2 separate regions of the Homo sapiens genome follow, and region 2 is linked to region 1. A link is an interaction called in ENCODE POLR2A ChIA-PET data of the cell type or tissue named here. Cell type or tissue: PC-3. All regions are shown on one strand. Each heading gives the region's core, and the rest is flanking DNA. Links, peaks and the distances in the headings are about the cores only. Region 1 overlaps LOC105374040 (a long non-coding RNA gene). Region 2 overlaps CD96 (CD96 molecule).

Region 1 (9,085 bases), core at 3,386-7,385:
TAACAATTTTTTTCTCTGATGTTGCTTTAAAACAAAGTGAGATAAAGAATGAAAATTTCCAATTTACAAATATTTCTTAACAAAGCGTAGATTTGTTCCTTTCTATTCCAAAGCTAATGACTTCAGGTGAAATGGTATCTTGAGAGTGGGGGGCATTCTGAGGAATCAGTCTCAGACCAAATTCATGTAATCAGTTGAAAACGTCCTGTTTGATTAGTCCCTTTAAACTCTTTATGTGCCTTTCCTGTCCTCTAATTCAGTTTCTAAACTTTTGTTCAGTATCACATCCCTAAAGAAGCCTTTTTAGACATTTTTTCTGATCGTCCTCTCCTCCATGAGATTTAATGCCACAGAGACACCATTATGTTGTTTGTGAACTGTATATAGGTATATCTGTGCTTTATACATTAAAATAGTAAGAAAATGTTAAACCCCCCAAGAACCAATTTTCACCCTTTGGTGGACAATATTGTTCCTATTGAGAACACATGGTCTATAAACAAACAAAAAGTTAGAAGAATCTTTGAAGAGATAATCTTTTAAAGCCTGTGAAAGAAGACATTATTGAATTCTTCTGAAGAACAGAGTCTTCCCTTCATCATCTCTTAACTATTAGAGGTAGAAAACTTTGGCGAAGTTTTAACAATTTCTTGATTTCCTATGTTTAGCCAATGATGTTCAGGTCAACCTGTTAGAAATAAAGAAAGAAGCCTCAGATGCAAAAAAGTAAATGATGATGCTAGGCCCCAACCTACTGATGTATTGTTTTCTACGCAGAGTATAAGATATACTATCTGCAGCATAAGTACAGTAATAATGGAGCTAAACCTCAAAAAATTAGTCCCACATCACTTGACTAATAGGTTTCTACTTTACTCCATGTGGATGTCCAGATTTTGCCCAATTAAACTTTCATTTCTTATTTAAAATTACAGCTAATACTTACCATTGAAATTTTGGGGGGAAAACTTTGCTAAACTGCAGTGTTTATTTGACTTTTTAAATAACTGTGATGCTGAACAGTAAGAATTAATTTGCACACAGGGCTTCTAAAAAGTGGGCCACTTCTTATTTTGAGAAAAACTTCAAAATTATGTAATAAATTTCACTGAGAAATAAAATATTGACATAAATAACAATAGAACAATATCAAGTTTTTGGTAAAATAAAAAGTTATTCATGTGAAAAATAAAATAATAGAACAATACTAGGTGCTGGGGAGGATGTGGAGCAACCAGAAGTCTTATACACTGCTAGCAAGAATGTAGAATTTGAAAGTGTCAACCTCAGTCACTTTGGAGAACAGTTTGACAATTTCTTAACACGTTAAACATACGTGTGCCTTGTTACCCAACAAGTCTACTCCTAGATATAGGAATTTACCCAAGAGAGATGAAACATAAGTCCACAAAAGACTTGTACATAAATGTTTATAGCAGCTTTGTTCATTATAGCCAAGAACAAATTATGATATATCCATACAAGCTAATACTACTCAACAATAAAAAAAATTACTGGGGCCGGGCGCTGTGGCTCAAGCCTGTAATCCCAGCACTTTGGGAGGCTGAGGCGGGCAGATCACGAGGTCAGGAGCTCGAGACCATCCTGGCTAACATGGTGAAACCCCGTCTTTACTAAAAATACAAAAAAATTAGCTGGGCATGGTGGCGCATGCCTGTAGTCCCAGCTACTCGGGAGGCTGAGGCAGGAGAATGGCACGAACCTGGGAGGCGGAGCTTGCAGTGAGCCGAGATTGCGCCGCTGCACTCCAGCCTGGGCGACAGAGCAACACTCCGTCTCAAAAAAAAAGAAAAAAAATTACTGGATAAATGCAACAACATGGATGGGTCTCATAAACAGCAAGCTTAGTGAAAGAAGCCAGACACAAAAGTATACATACTGTCTGATTCCATTTTTATGGAATGCTAGTAAAGACAAATCTAATCTATAGTGACAGAAAGCAGGTCAGTGGTGCCTGGGGCCAGGGGTGGTGAGTGGGAGTGTTGACTGGGAAGGACACAGGGAAATTTTGGGATGATGGAAATGTTTATATCTTGATTGTGATGGTGGTTGCATAGATGTATGCAAAAAAAAAAAAAAGAAGAAGAAAAAAGAAAAGATACAAGAAGTCAAGAAAGAAGCCAGTCACAGAAGACTACATTTTGTATTATATAAAATTCCATTTATATGAAATTTCTAGAAAAGGCAAAACAATAGAGACAGAGAATTGGTCAAGAGTTATCAATTGGATACTTAAATGGGTACATAAAAAAACAGGTCAAAATGTTGTTAAAGATTCAACAATTCAAGTTATCTGCTGTGAAAATGCCATAAAGAGTTAGTATCTCTAGAATCATTATAGCAGTCATCTTCTAGTGCAAGTCCCAGTACCATTTTTAACAGCCTTATTGAGGAATAATTTGCATATCATAAAATTCTCCCATTGTAAGTGTACAATTATAGAATTTTTGATGACTATATATGATTATGCAACCAGCACCACAGTCCAGTTTAAAACATACCCATCACACCAGAAAGTTCCCTCACACCTGTGGCAGTCAATCCCCTCTCCCACCCCAGCCAACCACCGAACCAATTCTCTGTCTCTATAGTTTTGCCTTTTCTAGAAATTTCATATAAATGGAATTTTATATAATACAAAATGTAGTCTTCTGTGACTGGCTTCTTTCTTGCCTTCTTGAATCTTTTCTTTTTTTTTCTTCTTTTTTTTTTCTTTTTTTTGAGACGGAGTCTCACTCTGTCACCCAGGCTGGAGTGCAGTGGCTCAATCTTGGCTCACTGCAACCTCTGCTTCCCGGGTTCAAGCAATTCTCGTGCCTTCAGCCTCTCAAGTAACTGGGACTATAGGCACGAGCCAGCACACCTGGCTAATTTTTGTATTTTTAGTAGAGACAGGGTTTCACCACACTGGCCAGGCTGGTCTTGAACTCCTGACCTCAGGTGATCCGCCTGCCTCGGCCTCCCAGAGTGCTGGGATTACAGGCATGAGCCACTGCACCTAGCCCTTCTTTTTTTTTTTAATAACTTTTTTTTTGAAATGGGGTTTCACTGTGTTGTCCAGGCTGGTCTTGAACTTCTTCCTAGGCTCAAGCACCCTTCCTGCCTTGGCCTCCTAAAGTGCTGGGATTACAAGCATAAGCCACCATGCCCAGCCCCTTTTTGTTTTCTTAAGATGAAGAAGTTCTAGTTATGGGACTTGTAAGAGACATTAGTTGCAGGTCCAGAGCACACATTTGCCGATTCTCAGTCCAGGACTTAGCTGTGACACCATGCTATTGTCAGGATACAGTATACTAGATACAGGATACTAGAATAGGAAAAAAATAAACCTGGTTTAGGGGATCAGAATGGCTATTTCTAGCCATCCAACTCAACTTATCTGAGATTCAATTTTCCCTTATATACAATGAGGATAATAATGTCTAATGCATAGCTCTGTTGTGAGGAATAAATTAAGTGTACAGAGTACCAAACATAGAGACAGGCAAACATTAGGAATTTAATAAATGATAATTGCTGACTAGAAAATCACTTAAAGTACAAATGTTCATCTTGAGACAAAGAACATAAAGAGGGAAAGTCATAAATGTTGGAAACTGAAGATTAGGGTTTAAACATTGACTTATTTAAATCTCAAAAGAAGCATGAATCCCTGCCAGGCATAGTGGCACACACCTGTAATCCCAGCAACTCTGGGAAGCCAAGTTGGGAGGATTGCTTGGGGCCAGGAGTTTGCCCAGGAGGCCTGGGCCACATAGGAAGACCCCATCTCTACAAAAAAATAAAAATTTAAAAAAAATAGCCAGGCGCGTGATTTTTTTAATTTACACGCCTGTAGTCCTGTAGTCCCACTTGTAGTCCTGACTACTCAGGAAGCTGAGGCTGAAGGATTGCTCAAGCCTAGGAATTCAAGGCTGCAGTGAGCTATGATGGACCCACTGCACTACAGCCTGGGCGACAGAGTGAGACCCTGTCTCAAAAAAGGAGAAGAAGAAGGAGAAGGAGAAGAGAATAAGGAGAAGGAAGAGGAATAGGAAGAGGAGGAGAATGAATCTCACAGATTTAAGACAGTGCCAGCTAAATTGGGAATTATTTGCTAAATGTAGTTAACTGAACATTGCTTTATTTCTTTGATAAGAGGACCATTTTATAAATAAGCTGGGTGTTTTTTTTTTTTTTTTTTGCCTAATTTTATGAGTGACTCAATAGTTCTCAGGCCTGGCTGCACATTAGAGTCACCTGGGGAGTGTTAAAAATTACCAATGCCTGGGACCCAGCCCAGAAATTCTGATTTCATCGGTCTGGAAAGGGGCTGGGGCATTGGTGATTTTAAAGTTTCTCCTGGCAATATTAATGTAAAACCATTGTAAAGAACTCACAGCAGCATTAACAGTTTGATTCTCTGGGTCTTAGGGAATGTGTTCAAAATTGTGGGGTGAACTGTCTTTAGAGTATGCCACTCTGACATCTTAGAAAGAGACAAACCACAGAGACTAGCTGTACCCACCCAGATGTTCTATCCACAGATGATCTTTTCTTATTTTTCTACATGGTGTTGTATGTTTGTGCAATCAAACATAAGGGCTTTGCATGAATGACATTAGCTATGTCTGCTCGGAAAAAGGAGGTTGCCCTTCACCTCCACATCCTGTGCTGCCACTTTTCTTTTGAGTCCTCGGTCAGAGCTGGGTGTTTAAACATATATTCTGGGTTTTTTTTTTTTTCATCTTTTATTTTGGATTCAGAGGGTACACATGCAGGTTTGTTACATGGGTATACTGCGTGGTGCTGGGGTCTGGGACATGGATGATCCTGTCACTCAGGTAGTGCAGAAAGAGTAAACATGTATTCTTAAGCAATACATGTATATCTCATGAGTCACAGCTTCAAGAAGACAAATACAATCTGCATGGACTGGTGCTCTAATTAAAAACTCTAAAGACTCAGGAGGCCTGGATAAGTCTCCTGCCCTCTTTGGTCTTCAAATATTTAATTTGTACAATTAATGGATTTCCTTTTATAACCCTAAGGTATTTTCCAGTTACTATGATTCACTGGTTGTAATTCTCATAACTAATATAATAAAGAGCAAATTCTTTATATAGCATCCATTTAGAACTCTACTACTAGTACTAAACAATTCCTAAAATAAGGGTTTATATCTCTGTTAAAGTCATTAGTACATACACATAAATAATATCTTGGTCTTTGACTAGTATATTTATTTACCAAGAAATGCAATGGCTTAATCTATACTTTCCAGAAGGAACTGACTGCTGTCATCGAGGAGGAATAGTCACATAAATAAATTATTGTTCTTCACACATAGTACTCACAAAACCTTAGTTAATTGATTATTCAATTATGATATTGTGAAACTGTAACATGACATTAATCATTACCTGGTGAAATGATCATGGGCCTTTGTGTGATGCTGCGGCTTCCTGGGAAACTCACTAATGTATTCACATAAACCAGATGTGCCAGAAGAAAGCTCTTGCTGTGGAATTGATGGAGAGTTTGTTTAAAGAAAGGAAAACAACTCTAAATAGTAAAATAAATATTTTCTTCTGCCTTTGGGTGACCTTATGCTCAACCTCTTCCCTTATGAGAATGCTGTCTCCAAGCCTGTGGTTCTATGGCATGTCAGTAATCTGAAAAGTCTATCTGAAGTCCAGCAGTGGGCCACTGCCCAGCCTCACAAGCCTGATTTCCTCTTCTTTTCTCCACAAACACCCACATACTTATTAGCTCCCTCAGTTCTTAAAATGGATTCTTTTTATCTAATGCCAACTTATCACTGTATATCAGGTCTTTGACCCTGAAATATCTTTAGTAAGTTTGCTTTTCTTTGTTGCTAAGGCAAAGCCTGGCAGATTTACCTATCATCAAGAAGCTCTGATTTGTGGTGGTGCTAAGTTTGGAAGAAATATGAATCAATGAAATAACTTACCTGAAGTAAGAGTCACTTTAAATTAAGTTTATCAGCCCAGTCACTTGTAAAGGTTTGAAGACAATAGTCATGATGTAATAAAAGAGTATGCAAACTCAAGAGTTTAGATACACCTCAAGCATATAATAGAGTAACAAATTTCAGTTATGCAAGATGAAGACGTTCTAGAGTTCTGTTGTACAACCTATAGTTAGGAATTCTCCCTCCTCAGCCTCCCAAGTAGCTGGGACTACAGGCATGCATCACTGCACCCAGGTAATTTTTTAAAACTTTTTTGTGGAGATGAGCTCTCATTATGTTGTCCAGGCTGGTTTAAGAGCGTTAGTGCATCATGTTATGGTTAACAATCCTAAGGAAACACCAGTAGGGCATCACTCTAACACTGCCATGGAGCTATCTGAAAGAAGCTAGAGGCTATTAAGCCAAATGCAAGGTGACACACACAGAGGCCATACACACTAACCACAACCTGAGAGCACCTGAGATAGGAAATATGTGTTCCAGGAAGGGGCCTATCTGGGACCATATTACCGTGTGTTTTCATGTCCATTTCTGAAACTAGGCCTACTCTGCATGACTATCTTAATCTCCTCAGGCTGCCATAACAAATACTATAGACTGGGCGGCTTAAACAACAGAAGTTTATTTCTCACAATTCTGGAAGCTGGAAAGTTCAAGCTCAGGGTGCCAGCATGCTCAATTTCCGGTGGGAGCCCTCTTCCTGGCTTGCAGACAGCCCCCACTTTGTTGTGTGCTCACATGATCTTTCCTTGGTGCATGTATGTGAAGAGAGGGCTCTGTCTGTCGTCTCCTTTTAAGACCACTAATCCTATCAGATTAGGACCCCATTCTTATGACCTCATTTAACCTTAATTACCTCCTAAAAGTTCTCTTTAAATACAGTCATATTGAGGGTTAGGGCTTCAACATATAAATTTTCCAAGGACGCTATTCCGTCCATAGCAATGATATAGCAACCCACACAGACTATCCCTAAATGTAGAAATCAGTGTTACTCTTCAAAGCAACACATTTTTAAAAATATGTCTTCCAAATGCCTTATTTTTGACAACGGAATCCTTTGTCCAAAATAAATTTTACAAAGATCCTCAGTATATAATATAATAAATAAATACACTGGACAGTAAGTTTGGGAAATGTGTTTGATCTGTGTAGGGATGTACAGTTGTATCTGCACTAAACTAGCTCTGCAAGAGGATACAGAAGAGATTTCAAAGAGCTGTCATCCTAGGTAAATGGCCCAGATACATGCTCCATGAACCCCCTCAGGGAAACATCTTTGCTATTAAACAGGATAATCTGTAAGCAGAGCCAAAAAGGACTTTGGATGCAAGAAGAGACCAGGGGATGTCTCATCCTGAGTCATCAGGATATTTCTCAGGAGGATTTAAGTAACTGGTCTTACAGTTAAAGCCTCCTATAAAAATGTACTCCATTTAGCATTTAACTAATAAAACCAAGTACCTACAAAACTAGAAGCTTTATCCCATTAAGGAACCTTTCAGGACTTGGTGTTTGCATGAAACAGAAAGTAATCATTGCTATAGGAGAGTCCAAGTCTCTTCATGAAATCATTTTAAAAAATGTATTCTACTGTGGTCAGGAGAACTCTTGCATTATGCATATTTTGCTACCAATTAGTCTTGGTGAAGAAATGGCCCAGTTTTCTCACTGGCAAATTAAAGGGTAGATTAGGCCAGTGAGTGTCAAGCTTTAATGTACAAAAGAAATCGTTAGGCAGTTTATTTATTATTAATAATATGCAGGTTTTTAACCTGTAGGCCCCACAAAAATTTTGATTCACTTGCTCTGTGACAAGATTCAGGAATCTTAATTATTTACTGGCACCCTATTGATTGTGATACAGGTAATCAATAGATTCCTCACTACACACACACATACACACACACGAAAAAATGAAATGATGATCTTTAAACTCTTTCTGTCTTTCAGATACTATAATTCTGTTTTTAAGGTTCATATAAGCAAAGCAGGATATTAGGCCTACATTCCTGACCTATCTGCCAAAGAATTATTAAAAACAAACATCTTTTGCTCACTCTAAGCACACTGGATGATGCCATTATGATAAAGTCCAGGAGAGAGAAAGAGATGAAATCATGATGTCTAAACTATATTCATTTTTGTGACCTTCATCCTATATAAGCTGCTTTCCACCTTAACTGTGCATGTTCAAAACATTGCCCCAAGGTGAGAGAAAATTGCTTGGAATGTTCCTTCATCAACATCTGCTCTCTTTCTTCTGGCCCTGCTATCAACCCCGTCTCTGTGAAATCTCAGAACCTGAATTCCAGTATTTAGATTAAAGAAAAGGGGCTTCTCTGCTGTCTCTTATCTCTGATTCCATTTCCAAGGCCATTAATATATTTCAGGCAGACAGATTTTTGTTTTACAGACTATTTCTTTTTCTAGGATGTTCCCAGTCATTTAGAACATCATCCATATATCCAGGCCATCTTTCTGTGATCACCATTTGTTTTCAGTTGATACAAATGGAGTTTAAGACAGTTTCCTTGAAGGCAGGAATGCTGTGTGTGAATTGTGACTCTATGAAAAGTTACAGTGAACACAAAAGCTAACACTTTGTAAGAACAGTACTCTGCAAGGGGAAATGGAGAGGACAGTATAAACATATGATGTCTGAATTAGCAAATGAAACATAAGTTTATGTGATGATCCAATGGAAGGACCAGGTAACTGAATGTTTTCATGGAGTTTCTCAACTTTGGAAGGAATCAGTGAATGAGGAGGAATTAATGACCTCATTGGGAGATTTTCAGCTGGCTTCTTCTACACTATGAGACCATCTCCAGGCTTAGGATGAGTTTGCTTAGTATGATCATCCTAGGACAGTCCCTTTGCTGCCTGGTTTTATCCCAACTGTTCAAAGCAGCTTCATTAAGATTTTTTCCCTGAGAGAACTCAGATTGGAGCTTCATCAAATACCACTAGCCTTTGACTTTCTGCAGAGAAAGTTAATGAATATAGCTTGGAGCCAGACAAATTAATTTTTTACATTTTCTGTTTATTTTTAACTCTTGTTTCAAAAGGGTAGAGAGAGTGGAGACA
Region 2 (9,085 bases), core at 3,068-7,067, 220 kb before region 1:
TTATTTACAATGTTAATATTTCTCAGAATACTGGAAATCTCTTTAATTGTAACTGCCAAAATCTAATTGTTTAGTTGTCTAATTGTCTTAGTTGCTTGCTTGAGCAAGGTGGAGTAAAGTCAGTGAGAAAAGGAAGGTGATAAATATAGCCCCAGAGAAACTGCAGAAGTTCCTCCTCCCCTGCTATCCTGCCAAGGCCCAGCTGGGGTGAGACCATCCAGGTCCAGCCCTTCCAGCAAAGGAGCCTTTAGGAAAGGCCCTCTGAACCTGCACTCTCAGGAGTGTGGAGCTGAGCTGTGAAATCCACTGTGGCCTCACTCAAAATGCAGACTATCTGCAGCGTGCCAATTTAAGGAGGAAAGGTTAAAATTCTATTTTCCCCAGTGGTACAAGGAAGTACCACTAATTAATAAACACCATTAATGAAGGGAAGCCTCTGCCTTTGGATGTTTTTTTCATTTTTTGTGACAAAGATCTGTGTTTTTTAGAAAGTCAATTTTAAAGAAGGCAAAGAGAAAAGCAGTGAGGTGGATAGACAATTAATTATTTTTGAAAATGAGATAAACAAAGAGAAAATAACTTCACAAACCTATGGACACAGGCTGCTAGATTGTTCCTCAATTCTCTAAAGGGCAGAGCAAGCAAAAAAAAATTATTTGGAATTGTATTGCCCTATTATTGGCAGTCATACAATTTAGTATTTTGAAGAAAACACAAAATTGCCTCCCCCTTCCCTCCTCTGTCCTCCCCTTCCCTCTGCATCCTCCCCCTTCTCTTTCTCTTCATCTCTCCTCAGGGATGGACTAGGCAATAATCATCCCTGATGATCAGGTTCCTTACGGAGCCTAAACAGTGTCCTGTGAAGAGTTGGAAACAAGCTGTTCATCTCTTTTGCTATCACCATTTGTTTATTTACCAGGCTGTGACTGTCTTAGTGCAAACATGAAACTGCTTCATCTGGTCTATTGTCAAACCAATGAAGGCAGCCATCCTCAATGTAGAAAGAAATATCAATTTTAATCTAGGCAAGCTGTGTCCCCTATTGATCAAGACTTTTTGCATCATAACTTGATCTAATTGCCTTGTCAACATTTATGCTGTGTCCTGTATCTCTTTGCTGCATTAAAACACCTCTATCTTGATCTTAAATGTTTTTCAGCCTTCTATATCTCATTTTTATCACCCTATTGGATTCTACAGCTCTTTGTCTCTACATTTCTCTTGTTTCTTCTTTGAAGTCCTTTCGGTGGATGCTTAAAAATATGAAACCCTGCCTGCTTGTTCAGAAAATTAGATTTTTCGTGCTTCCTGGTTTTTGCATTTAGTAAATTGGCTGGGCGGGTTGTGTTTGGGTGGAGTCTCATCCAGTCCTTAACCTATTTTGAGGTGTTACCCAAGTATATATTGTGGCCCTGACCACATATCTTATAAGAACCTACTTTACATCCCTTGGTGATTCCTCATATAGAATAAGTCTCCCCAAAACACCCATGAAAACCTTGAAATCAATACCCAAATATATATCAGATCTATTCCACATGCCCTAAACCCAGCATATTTCTTCTTCCCAAACAATGTCCATTGCTCAACTCTTCATTGTCTAACAGACCAGGGACAAGAGGGGCTACTCCAGCAATTTTGCCACTTCCTGCATCTCCTTCACTGGTCTCCTTTGGTTTTCCTTTCCTTGGCAGGGAGTCACCTGCCCATCACAGGGTTCTGTTCCACTCCTAAATTCCAAATCTGATTGTCCTCAACCTCAAAGAAAATCTGTCTCACCCTGTCACCTCTGCAATTTTTAGTAGTTGTTCTTTCTTTCAGGGCTTTTATTCTGCTGGTATTTGTTAACAGGAGGTAAGAGATACCTCTCCATCCATTAGTGTTTCAGGTTGTATCTTGGTTTTGGGTTCCCCTGAAATAAAACATCGAGATAAGGATTGCGGTTAATTTATTTGAAAGGCCATCCTGGGAAACATCAGAAAAGGAGTGAGAAAGTGAGTCAGGGAAGGGAAGGAAGATAAGAAAATGTACAAGATTATATCAGTTAGCACCATAGGTTTAGAGCTCATCTTACTGGGAGACAGCATAGAACACACATCAGAGTTATCCCACATGAAGGGCAAGAAAGCTGGGGTATTCATCTACCATCTCTCCATCTGTATCACTATTAACTCTCTGGGACTCCCAGTTTTTACTACTTGTGGACTAAGTATACTCCCATAATCTCAATAAATCATTATGCAAAGAGTCATCTAGTCATCAAAGAGTTATCCCAGTAAGAGATCTTCAGTATGCCAAGGTAAATGGCTAGTGGCTGTAGCAGGCACTGACAGCATCTGTGACTGGAGGTTTAGCATTCTTTCCACTGAGTCATAGAAGGCTGTGTTTGCTATGCTCAAGAATTTACTTGAAGCCACTTCTGTTCAACACGATGTACTTAATGTCTAGTTTGTGCTGGGCAGTTAAGTGCTAGAGATGAAGAAATTGATAAAATACTGGCTCAGAGGCACTTAAAATCTAGTAAAACAACAAAATCACTGAAATATTCCCTGATATTTCCTAGTGCCAAGCAACCAAACAAGAATCAAATGTTTCTCTGCTCCACTTCAGGGACCTTTATAATGAGACTTTATTTCTAAGCTGCATTAGTTCATTTTCATGCTGCTGATAAAGACATACCCAAAACTGGGAAGAAAAAGAGATTTAGTTGGACTTAAAGTTCCACATGGCTGGGGAGGCCTCAGAATCATGGCAGGAGGTGAAAGGCACTTCTTACATGGCAGCAGCAACAGAAAAATGAGGAAAATCAAAAGCATAAATGCCTGATAAACCCATTAGATCTCATGAGACTTATTCACTATAGCATGGTAAAGACCAGCCCTCATGATTCAATTGCCTCCCACCAGGTCCCTTCTGGGAGACACAATTCAAGTTGAGATTTGGGTGGGGACACAGCCAAACCATATAATTTCACCCATGGCCTGTCCCAAATCTCATGTCCTCACATTTCAAAATCAATCATGCCTTCCCAACAGTCCCCCATATTCTCAACCCATTTCAGCATTAACCCAAAAGTCCAAGTCCAAAGTCCCATCTGAGACAAGGCAAGTCCCTTCTGCCTATGAGCCTGTAAAATCAAACGCAAGTTAGTTACTTTCTAGATATAATGGGGGTATAAGCATTCAGTAAATACAACCATTCTAAATGGGAGAAATTGGCCAAAACAAAGGGGCTGCAGGCCCCATGCAAGTCCAAAATCCAAAAGGGCAGTCAAATCTTAAAGTTCCAAAATGATCTCCTTTGACTCTATGTCTTGCATCTGGGTCACACAGATGCAAGAGGTAGGTTCCCATGTTCTTAGGCAGTTCTGTCCCTGTGGCTTTACAGGGTACAGCCTCCCTCCTGGCTGCTTTCACAGGCTAGTGTTGAGTGTCTGCAGCTTTTTCAGGAGCACAGTGCAATCTGTTGGTGGATCTACCATTCTGGGGTCTGGAGGATGGTGGCCCTCTTCTCACAGCTCCACTAGTCAGTGCCCCATTAGGGACTCTGTGTGGGGGCTCCAACCCCACATTTCCCTTCTGCACTGCCCAAGCAGAGGTTCTTCATGAGGGCCCCGCCCTTGCAGCAAACTTTTGCTGGGTATTCAGACATTTCCATAAATCTTCTGAAATCTAGGTAGATGTTCCCAAACCTCAGTTCTTGACTTCTCTGCACGCACAGGCTCAACACCATGTGGAAGCTGCCAAGGCTTGGGGATTCCACACTTTTAGAAGCAATGGCCCAAGCTGCACGTTGGCCCCTTTCAGCCATAGCTGGAATGGCTGGGACACAGGGCACCAAGTCCCGAGGCTGCACACAGCAAGGGGACCCTGGGCCCAGCCCAGGAAACCACTTTTTCCTCCTGGGCCTCTGGACCTGTGATGGGAGGGGCTGCTGTGAAGGTCTCTGATGTGGCCTGGGGACATTTTCCCCATGGTCTTGTAGATTAACATTAGGCTCCTTCCTACTTATGCAAATTTCGGCAGCCAGCTTGAATTTCTCCCTAGAAAATGGGTTTCTCTTTTCTATTGCATAGTCAGGCTGCAAATTTTCCAAACTTTCATGCTCTGCTTCCCTTATAAAACTGAGTGCCTTTAACAGCACCCAATACACCTCTCGAATGCTTTGCTGCTTAGAAATTTCTCCTGCCAGACACCCTAAATCATCTCTTGTAAGTCCAAAGTTCCACAAATCTCTAGGGCATAGGCAAAATGCTGCCAGTCTCTTTGCTAAAACATAACAAGAGTCACCTTTGCTCCAGTTCCCAACAAGTTCCTCATCTCTATCTGAGACCACTTCAGCCTCAACCTTATTGTTCATATCACCATCAGCATTTTTGTCAAAGTGATTCAACAAATCTCTAGGAGGTTCCAAACTTTACAACATTTTCTCGTCTTCTTCTGAGCCCTCCAAACTGTTTCATCCTCTGCCTGTTACCCAGTTCCAAAGTTGCATCCACATTTTTGGGTATATTTTCAGCAACACTCGACTGTACTGGTACTAATTTATTGTATTAGTCTGTTTTCACACTGCTGATAAAGACATACCCAAGACTGGGAAGAAAAAGAAGTTTAATTGGACTTACAGTTCCACATGGCTGGGGAGGCCTCAGAATCATGGTGCGTGGTGAAAGGTACTTCTTACACAGCAATGGGAAGAGAAAAATGGGGAGAAGCAAAGGCGGGAATCCCTGATAGACCCACCAGATCTCATGAAACTTATTCACTATCATGAGAATAGCATGGGAAAGACCAGCCCCCGTGATTCAATTACCTCTCGCTGGGTCTCTTCCACAACACATGGGAATTCTGGGAGATACAATTCAAGTTGAGATTTGAGTGAGGACAGAGCCAAACCATATCATAAGCCTTTGGACATGTAGAACATTGCTCTTTTCTCTCCCTCCCCACCACCCATCCTCCGCTTGCACTACCAGTCTTCCACATTCCCAATTTTACTTGACTCATCACTGATAACCACATCACATCTTCCAAAAGCCTCCTCCTATCCTCCAAGGTTAGGTTAGAAAATTTATTTAAAAGCTGTCTTCAAATCCTACATGTCCTTAATCATTGCACTTATCTCAGTGTATTGTAACTTCCAGTTTGTTTATCTGTATTCCCATGAAACTGTAGATTTCTTAAGAACAGTGAATATTATTTGTCCACATTTGTTTCCTAAGCATCTAGCATACTGCCAGGTACACAGTGGGCCTGGCAGTATTATATTAATAAATATTAATTTATAAATATTAATATTTAATGAATGAAGATGCTTATAGACACACACACACATACACACACTAGTGGCCAGGTAGGATGACATTTGGTGCCACTAACTATGTTTTATTTGCCTTTAAGCTAAACCAGAAATCCCTGTGATTGTGGAAAATAACTCCACGGATGTCTTGGTAGAGGTGAGTCACATAAAAGCCTTTGAAAATCTACAGTATTACATGTAAGGTGTGTCAGGTTGCATAGTTGCCAGGAATGTTCTCTCAAAGAACTTTACTCCTTGGCCCTTGACCAATTAACTGCTAATAGGGATGAAGGGAAGCTGGGTTGTTTCTAGAAAGTGAATGGGAATTTTTACTTTTAGACTTAGGGCTCTCAGAATGTTTGATGTGCACTTTTAGTCCTTAAATTTCTCAGAAAAAAAAATAGTCACAATTTGTTTAAACTTCTCTTTTATAAAAATTCAGGTGGATAGTGAGGACAAAGTAGGGCAGAAAGCAGTGTGAGCCCTGGTGTAAGAAGGAGGCTTTTGCTCAGCTGACGTTTAATTTGTTCTAATCCATTTCCTTTACCCACTTTCCCATTGTTTTTATTTCAAAGTGACAGGAGGAGATATGCCCTCCTGTACTCCTGCAGAACCCTGGGTATGTCTTTGGTAGTAATGAAGAAGGGCAGGAGAAAAAAGAAAATTGAATAGGGACCTCTGACTTAACTTCTTCTGGGTGGTAGTTACCAGCCTGTAGTCACTAGGATCTGGACTCAATTTCTCGCTCTTTCTCTTGCGAGCTGTGACCTTGGGCAAATTACTTCATGTCTTTGCAGTCAGTTTCCCCATCTATATGAAGTGAATAATAATAGTATCTTCACATTGTTGCTGTTTTTAAAAATTAAATAACATATGAAAAAATCTAAGTACAGTGTGTGACATATATTAAGTGTTTAATAAACATTATTGTTCTTGTTTTTGTTATTATTATTATCTGTGTTAATCAACTGTCTTGTGGCCTTATGACTTTAGCCAAGCTTTTAAAAACCCTAAGTAAAAAATATACTCATTAATTCTCTAACATTTTCTATTACATGGGGCGAGAGAAAATTATATTCATTCTAGTTTCTTCTCGCACCAATAACATTAAATAACTTACAATCTCTGGTCTTACTGAATATTAGTCATTTAATTTGATAATTGCATACAAATCATAGCTTAGATTGTTTGAGATGGTTTTGCATAACTTGGAAAAATATCTTCCAAGTAGTTGTGTCTTTTGCCAGTTTCATATATTAGTCTCTTAGGTAACTGCTTGTATTAGTCCATTTTCATGCTGCCAGTAAAGACACACCCAAGACTGGGTAATTTATACAGGGAAAAGAGTTTAATTGGACTTACAGTTGCACATAGCTGGGGAAGCCTGACAATCATGGCGGAAGGCAAGAAGGAGCACATCATGTCTTACATGGATGGCAGAGGGCAAAAAGACAATGTGCAGGAAAACTCCCCCTTATAATAACCATCAGATCTCATGAGACTTACTCACTATCATGATAACAGCACAGGAAAGTCCCCATGCTTCAATTACCTCCCACCAGGTCCCTCCCACAACACGTGGGAATTCGAGATTAGATTTGGGTGGTGACACAGCCAAACCATATCATTCCACCTCTGACCTCTCCCAAATCTCATGTCCTCACATTTCAAAACCAATCATTCCTTTCCAACAGTCCCCCAAAGTCTTAACTCATTGCAGCATTAACTCAAAAGTCCAGAGTCCAAAGTCTCATCTGAGATAAGGCAAGTCCCTTCTGCCTATGAACCTGTAAAATCAAAAGCATGTTAGTTACATCCTAGATACAATGGAGTACAGGTATTGGATAAATACAGCCATTCCAAATGGAAGACATTGGCCAAAACAAGTCTGAAATCCAGCAGGGCAGTCAAATCTTAAGGCTCCAAAATGATCTCCTTTGACTCCAAGACTCATATCCAGGTCATACAGATGCAAGAGGTGGGTTCCCATAGTCTTAGGCAGCTCCACCCCTGTGGCTTTGCAGGGTATAACTCCCCTCCTGGCTGTTTTCACAGGCTGGCATTGAGTGTCTGCAGCTTTTCCAGGCACACAGTGCAAGCTGTTGGTGGATCTACCATTCTGTGGTCTGAAGGATGGTAGTCCTCTTCTCACATCTCTGCTAGGTGGTGTCCCATTAGGGACACAAGCTCTGCCAGTGTGGCTTTGCAGGATACAGCCTCCCTCCTGGCTGCTTTCATGGTCTGATGATGAGTTTCTGCAGCTTTTCCAGGCACACAGTGCAAGCTGTCACGGATCTACCATTCTGGGATCTGAAGAATGGTGGTCCTCTTCTCACAGCTCCACTAGGCAGTAGCATAGTGGGGACTACTTGTGGGGCCTCCAACCCCACATCTTCCTTTTGCACTGCCCTAGGTGGGGTTCTCCATGAGGGCCCCGCCTGCAGCAAACTTTTGCCTGGGCATCCAGGCATTCCCATACATCTTCTGAAATGTAGGCAGAGGTTCCCAAACCTCAATTCTTGACTTCTGTGCACCTACAGGCTGAACACCACGTGGAAGCTTCCAAGGCTTGGGACTTCCACCCTCTGAAGCAGCAGCCCAAGCTGTACCCTTGGCCCCTTTCAGTTATGGCTGGAGTGGCTAGGACACAGGGCACCAAGTCCCAAGACTGCGCACAGCATGGAGACCTGGGGCATCACCCACAAATCCATTTTTTCCTCCTAAACCTCTGGGCCTCTGAAGGAGGGGCTGCTGCAAAAGTCTCCAACATGCCCTGGAAACATTTTCCCCATTGCCTTGATGATTAACATTCAGCTCCTTGTTACTTATGCAAATTTCTGCAGCCAGCTTGATTTTCTCTCCAGAAAATGGGATTTTCTTTTCTATCACATTGTCAGGCTACAAATTTTCCAAACTTTTATTCTCTGTTTATCTTTTGAAACTGAATGCCTTTAACAGCACCCAAGTTACCTCTTGCATGCTTTGCTGCTTAGAAATTTTTTCTGCCAGATATCCTAAATCATCTATCTTAAGTTCAAAGTTCCACAGATCTCTAGGGTAGGGGCAAAATGCCACCAGTCTCTTAACTAAAACATAACAAGAGTCATCTTTGCTCCAGTTCCCAACAAGTTCCTCATCTCCATCTGAGACAACCTCGGCCTGGACCTTATTGTTCATATTACTATTGGCATTTTTGTTAAAGCCATTCAGCAAGTCTCTAGGAAGTTCCAAACTTTCCCATATTTTCCTGTCTTCTTCTGAACCCACCAAACTGTTCCAACCTCTGCCTGTTACCCAGTTCCAAAGTTGCATCCACATTTTTGGTTATTTTTTCAGCAGTGCCCACTCTTCTGATACCAATTTACTGTATTAGTCCATTTTCATACTACTGATAAAGACATACCCAAGACTGGGTAATTTATACAGGAAAAAGGTTATAATAACCATCAGATCTCATGAGACTTACTCACTGTCACAAAAACAGCATGGGAAAGACCTGCCCCCATGATTCAGTTACCTCTCACTGGGAGTTCAAGATGAGATTTGGATGAGGACACAGCCAAACCATATCACTGCTATTATAATCCTGATTATACAGCAAAAGATTTAATCATTTTTGCTGTGTTGTAACTTAATTTCTAAGTGTATTAGTGAACTTCATTTCAATAGTTTACATTTCAAAAATAAGCTAATCATACAGCTTTTGGTAGGTGTTTTTGTTTCTTTTTTTTTCTTTTTTTTTTTTTTTGAGATGAGTCTCACTCTGTCACCCAGGCTGGAGTCCAGT

What was found. Peaks named below come from ENCODE experiments on the same cell type or tissue, not always from the same donor. Only the 100,000 strongest peaks of a DNase experiment are listed, where the experiment ranks them.
Region 2: POLR2A ChIA-PET joins it to region 1 with 9 read pairs; 3 of 35 experiments call an interaction of 5 or more read pairs at or near these places.

What each region holds. Positions count from the first base shown.
Region 1 is chr3:111,803,761-111,812,845 of GRCh38, forward strand. LOC105374040 (a long non-coding RNA gene) reads right to left here. Exons shown (of 4, transcript XR_924333.4): 3 at 5,424-5,521; 4 at 1-688. It also overlaps a transcript of PHLDB2 not described here. Among named protein-coding and RNA genes, the nearest start is that of PHLDB2, 51 kb to the right of the region's middle. In PC-3, for the core only: no CTCF peak of the experiment used is centred there; DNase peaks (open chromatin) are centred at 4,891 and 7,321; H3K27ac peaks cover 2,314 bases.
Region 2 is chr3:111,579,924-111,589,008 of GRCh38, forward strand. CD96 (CD96 molecule) reads left to right here. Exons shown (of 14, transcript NM_005816.5): 5 at 5,400-5,455. Among named protein-coding and RNA genes, the nearest start is that of ZBED2, 11 kb to the right of the region's middle. RefSeq lists silencers at 6,646-6,846, 6,906-7,106. In PC-3, for the core only: no CTCF peak of the experiment used is centred there; a DNase peak (open chromatin) is centred at 5,448; H3K27ac peaks cover 2,032 bases.